Linked DNA regions of Homo sapiens: region 2 is linked to region 1. Evidence: chromatin loops called from intact Hi-C (ENCODE). Cell type or tissue: IMR-90. All regions are shown on one strand. Links, peaks and the distances in the headings refer to the core of each region. The heading gives the core; the rest is flanking DNA.

Region 1 (2,912 bases), core at 303-2,802:
TCACACCAAGGCTAGGATTGAAATGAAGCCGGATTCAGAATTGGCAGTCTCTGCTTACCCATGCCAGCTTTGCCACTCAAATTTCTGAGTCATTATGGACAAGGCACTAAACCCCCTGAACCTCAGTTTTTCATCTATCAAGAAAAAGAGGCACTGACCTACCCCACCTTCTTGGAAATTTAAATAAGAAAATAGAAATGAAGTTGCTGTGAAAATTATAAAGTGCCATACTATATAGAGGTATAGAATTATCCTCCTCATCGAGGCGTTTGGCTACTAATTAACACTTGTTATCCTACTGGCCTTTGAAAATATAAAAGCAACATGTTTCTGATGCCCTTGAGATTCTCCTTTTAAATATTTGCAGATACAGCAGTTCTGAGGAACAAACTTGGCATCAACCAAACCATTCTCCCAAAAAGCATTTCAAGGTAAATCTTTTACTTGTAATTAAAAAATTTTTTTATATTCCTCTAACCACAATAGAGCATCTAGTTATGTTTTAGCAGCTCCTGGTGAGCACAACTCAGTCTTCAGCAACACCGACATATACGATGGCAATAATTTATCATCTCTGCAGTAGTTTAGTCCCAGATGGACCATTTACTAATTTATTTCCATATGTAACTGGCAGAGAGATTAATCAGGCTTCCAACTCCAAAACCTGAATTGCGCTTTATTCCCTTAACAGGCTAACTCTGGGCAGAAGAGGCACACATTTACACAGAAACCAAGAGTTCCTCTTAAAAAGCCTGTCAGCCTCAGATGCAAGCCTTACACACACGCGCGCGCATGCACACACATGCACGCACATCTTTCTTGAGACAGCTTGCTCCTATGTCAGCTTGGAGGGCTGGTTCTTTTCTCAGATCCTCATGGACTCCACACAGGAGCTGTGTCTGATACAACTGCAGGCAGGAGTAAAACGTAATGCCAAATGCAGTAAAGTTGCAGCCACATTCCCCTCCCTGTCTGCAAGGTCGGAGGCTCAGATTTCTGAAAACGAAGAGATCTTTTTTGCCACAGTGCTGCGCCCAGCTGGCCCAGTGATACGGTGCCCAGGCGCTGGGAGGCATGTGCTTTCTTTTTTCCACTCTTTTTAAGGGTCTGAACTTGCCTGAATTCAGCAGCTGCCGTGTCCTCAGCGACGGCTAATGAATTGTTAGCTTTGCTCCTGGTTCCCCTGAGCTCAACTCCCAGTCCACTTTTGTTTTTAATTCTATCCCAATGATATCAGCGTTTAGCAAAGAGTGGTGAACGGATTGTTGTTGGATGACGGTGTTTACATATAGAAAGCATGTCAGACATGGGCAGAAAGCACCAGCTGATCCCTGATGCCTTAAGTGGAACCCAAGGCCATGCCAAGAAGGCCTGGTAGACAGGAGCATGTGGAGGTATTGTCGGCTAAGCTAGGTCCACACACCTGGGGCGCTAACCAACTCTCTCGCTTTGAAGAAGTCACTTGGCAGTTCAGGTTTAAAATTCTCTCCTCTATAAAATGAATTTAGCTCCCTGAGGTTCCTTCTGGCTCTAAAATCTAGTGAGTCTATGAATATGAAAAAGATCAGCCATTCACCTGGTTTGTTCCATGAGTTTAGCCGATGACAAACAGCAGGAAGTTTGGAAGCATCTGAAAGTGGCTGAATGGGTCCAGATGCTTTTGGTGCTGTGACAGACACAGCCTTCGGAATCTCAGCAGCCAACAGATTCCTTTTGCTCAAAGAACAGAAGCATTTGACAACTGGTCCACAATGTATATCTTTACAAGGTTTTAAGAATTCAGTTAAATACAACAGTTCCATTACAGTATTATTCTAGGTATGGCGAATCCTACAAAAGTACATACGTCATGGCCCTTGTCTTTAATACATTTACATATTAGTTAAGGAGATACACTCCTAATCATTTTTGTTTTTTTTTGAGATAGCGTTTCACCCTTGTGGCCCAGGCTGGAGTGCAATGGCACGATCTCGGCTCACCACAGCCTCCGCCTCCCGGGTTCAAGCGATTCTCCTGCCTCAGCTGGGATTACAGGCATGCGCCACCACACCTGGCTAATTTTGTTTTTTGTTTTTTTTTTTTTAAGTAGAGACGGGGTTTTTCCACATTGGTCAGGCTGGTCTCGAACTCCCGACCTCAGGTGATCTTCCCGCCTCAGCCTCCCAAAGTGCTGGGATTACAGGCGTGAGCCACTGCTCCCGGCCACTGCTAACCTTAATACAATGCAATATGTGCTATGATCATTGACAAATAAATGGTTAAGTGAACGCGGAGGATGGAGAAATCATTTCAATGAAAGGGGGAGATCTGTAAGGTTTTACAGAGGAAGCAGAATTTAAGCTGGGCCTTGCAAAGCAAAGATGGGACTATAGGCATCTGGACAGAGGTAACGGTGAGAGCAAATGCCTATGTGCTTTCAAGTATGGTCAGGGCACAGAATTCAGGACCCATGGACAGGGGCACAGGATGCCCAAGGAAAAGAAAACACAGTGAGACGAGAAGCTGGAAAGAAACTCAAAGTGGAAAGCCCTGGATGCCAACCTTTCATCCTGTGGTCTCTGGGAATCTTCAGAAGTTCTGGGCAATGGAGACTCCAGATGAGCTCTGCCTCGGGAGGTTTATTCGGACCATTTTACCACCATTTATGACTGGGAATAAGATCCGTCTGTACCTTCATGCTTCTCTTAGTCATTCCACCTTGCCACTATTTGGGAATCCCTCAAATTTATTTTATTTTTTCTAAATCAATTTCCTGGCCCTTTGAATGGAAGCGATTGAGTTTCCTCTAAGTACTGCCAAGATTTCACATTCCAATGACGAGTTCAGCCTAGCGCTTTACATTTAGGTTCATGTGTTTTTCTATTCTTACAAAAGAGTTAAAATAGCATAGACGGGTGTTTTGTTTTGGTTTG
Region 2 (2,912 bases), core at 182-2,681, 65 kb before region 1:
CCGTGGGAAGTCTTTTGGTTTATAGGTTTTGAATATCAAACTTTCTCTACAAACTCTTACGCAGGTTCCAAGATTCAAGAGTTCAAAATACTCTTGAATTAAGAATTTGTGGGGGAAGGCAGGTGCGGTGGCTCACACCTATAATCTTAACATTTTGGGAGGTCGAGGCTGGGGATTGCTTGAGCCTAGAAGTTCAAGACCAGCCTGACAACATAGGGAGATCTATGACTCTACAAAAAAAAAAAAAATAGAAAAATTAGCCAGGCATGGTGGCACGTGCCTATAGTCCCAGCTACTCAGGAGGCTAAGGTAGGAGGTTCACTTGAGCCCTGGAGGTTGAAGCTACAGTAAGCCGTGATCATGCCACTAAATGTGGTTACAAGTTATTTTTATTTTTCAGATCTGATAGAAAATCTGTGCCCAGCTGAGTTACCCCACATGACCAGAGCTACTAATGCTTCTCCTGCCCCAGGGATATTCGTGATGCTTATCTGATACAAGAGGAGATCACCTCTCTCAGTTCTTGAACTCATTTTATGTACAGCTGACTTTTTTTTGTTGTGTTTTGTTTTGTTTTCTTTTCTTTTTTTTTTTTTTTTTTTTGAGACAGAGTGTCACTCTGCAGCCCAGGCTGGAATGCAGTGGCACGATCTTGGCCCACTGCTACCTCTGCCTCCCGGGTCCTGGTTCAAGCAATTCTCCCACCTCAGCCTCCCAAGTAGCTGGGATTACAGGCACATGCCATCATACCCAGCTATTGTTTGTATTTTCAGTAGAGACGGGGTTTCACCATGTTGGCCAGGCTGGTCTTGAACTCCTGACCTCGTGATCCACCCACCTTGGCCTCCCAAAGTGCTGGGATTACAGGCATGAGCCACTGCGCCTGGCCTGTTTTGTTTTGTTTTTGAGACAGAGTCCTGCTCTGTTGCCCAGGCTGGAGTGCAATGGCTCAATCTCGGCTCACCGCGACCTCTGCCTCCTGGGTTCAAGTGATTCTCCTGCCTCAGCCACCTGAGTAGCTGGGATTACAGGCTTGTGCCACCATGCCCGGCTAATTTTTTTTTTTAATAGACACGGGGTTGAGCATGTTGGCCACGCTGGTCTCGAACTCCTGACCTCAGGTGTTCTACCCACCTTGGCCTCCCAAAGTGCTGGGATTATAGGCATGAGCCACCGCGCCCAGCCTATAGCTGATTATTTTTATTCATAGTAGTTGTGTTCTATAAAGTGTCACAAACACTGAATTAACAAATCCTGAATCATTGCTCCTAGGGGAAATATGGGGTTAGGTTCCTGTGAGCCTCCACTCACAACCCTTTCATCAACCAATGAAAACTTAATTTTACTGATATATTATCACATCATAATTTTGTTGATATTTATTTTATCTGTGTTTCCATTTAAGAAGCTTTTTGAATATATATTGTTGTTCATTCACAACGAACTGTGCCAGAATGACGCTTATCTAATACACATTTTATCCATAAGGCATACCACAGCCTTCCTGTACTTAGAAACACTAGATAGCATTTCAGCAGTGCTTGGGCTCCGTTTCAAACAGCAAAATGAACAAAAATGCAAAAAATGTGGTACTAAACAGACCACAAAAAGGACACTTGGAAAGCCAAAACAAGCGGGCAGAACATCACTTTGTTCACCCTCAGCTGGGAACGTGCACACTGAATGACTCATTTGTACGTGTCCATGAGTGACCACAAAAGCACCAGGAGTACTGATTTTTTTTTTTTTTTTTTTTTTTTTTGAGACAGGGTCTTGCTCTTGTCACCCAGGGTGGAGCGCAGTGGCATGACCTCAGCTCATTGCAATCTCTGCCTCCCAGGTTCAAGTGATTATCCCTGCCTCAGCCTCCTGAGTAGCTGGGATTACAGGCGCCCACCATCACGCCCAGCTAATTTTTTGTATTTTTAGTAGAGACAGGGTTTCACCATGTTGGCCAGGCTGGTCTAGAACTCCTGACCTCAGGTGACCCACCCGCCTCGGCCTCCCAAAGTGCTGGGAAGGCCTGAGCCACCATGCCCGGGCAGGAGTACTGATTTTGAGATTACAGGTAAATTTTAGCAAGAGGGTGAATTCGCAAATACAAAAACTACCAATGATGAGGACTGACTGCATTTAACAAACACCGAAATAGCACTTAACTGGATGCCAGACAGTGTTCTAAAGCTCCGAAAATATTCACTCATTTCAGCCTCACATTAATCATGTGAAGTAGGTACTATTATTATCCCCATTTTATCAACTGAGATTCTGAGGCACAGAGAGGTTTGGCCACTTGCTCATAACACACAGCCGGTAAATGATGGGGCTGGGAATTGAACCCACACAGTGAGTTTGGGAAAGCTTCAGAACACCTGGCTTCTTAGAGAACCTCTCAGGGGCCTAGGACATGAAGGACAGGACCCGTGGGGTACAAGGGAGACAAAATTGTGACCGAGAAATAGAAGAGGAGGGCCGGGCGCGGTGGCTCACGCCTGGAATCCCAGCACTTTGAGAAACCGAGGCGGGTGGATCACTTGAGGTCAGGAGTTCGAGACCAGCCTGGCCAACATGGTGAAACTCTGTTACTAAAAATACAAAAATTAGCCGGGCGCAGTGGTGGGTTTCTGTACTCCCAGTTACTTGGGAGGCTGAGGCAGGAGAAATGCTCGAACCAGGGAGGTGGAGGTTGCAGTGAGCTGATATCGTGCCACTGCACTCCAGCCTGGTCGACAGAGTGAGCCTCTGTCTCAAAAAAAAAAAAAGAAAAGAGAAGAAAAAGAAAAAGAAGAAAAAAAGCACAAGAGGAGGAAGGAAAAGGGGACTTTTTTTTTTTTTTTTTTTTTTGAGATGGAGTCTTGCTCTGTTGCCCAGACTAGAGTGCAGTGGTGCGATCTTGGCTCACTGCAACCTCC

Evidence for each region. A loop is a pair of places that touch in the nucleus more often than their neighbours do. Peaks named below come from ENCODE experiments on the same cell type or tissue, not always from the same donor. Only the 100,000 strongest peaks of a DNase experiment are listed, where the experiment ranks them.
Region 2: it touches region 1 in a loop (2.0-fold over the local background); 15 of 110 quality-filtered maps call a loop at or near these places.

Annotation. Positions count from the first base shown.
Region 1 is chr14:89,489,072-89,491,983 of GRCh38, forward strand. It overlaps a transcript of FOXN3 not described here. Among named protein-coding and RNA genes, the nearest start is that of FOXN3-AS1, 73 kb to the left of the region's middle. In IMR-90, for the core only: no CTCF peak of the experiment used is centred there; a DNase peak (open chromatin) is centred at 1,250; H3K4me3 peaks cover 438 bases; H3K27ac peaks cover 992 bases.
Region 2 is chr14:89,424,480-89,427,391 of GRCh38, forward strand. It overlaps a transcript of FOXN3 not described here. Among named protein-coding and RNA genes, the nearest start is that of FOXN3-AS1, 8.6 kb to the left of the region's middle. RefSeq lists an enhancer at 349-963. In IMR-90, for the core only: no CTCF peak of the experiment used is centred there; a DNase peak (open chromatin) is centred at 1,632; H3K27ac peaks cover 756 bases.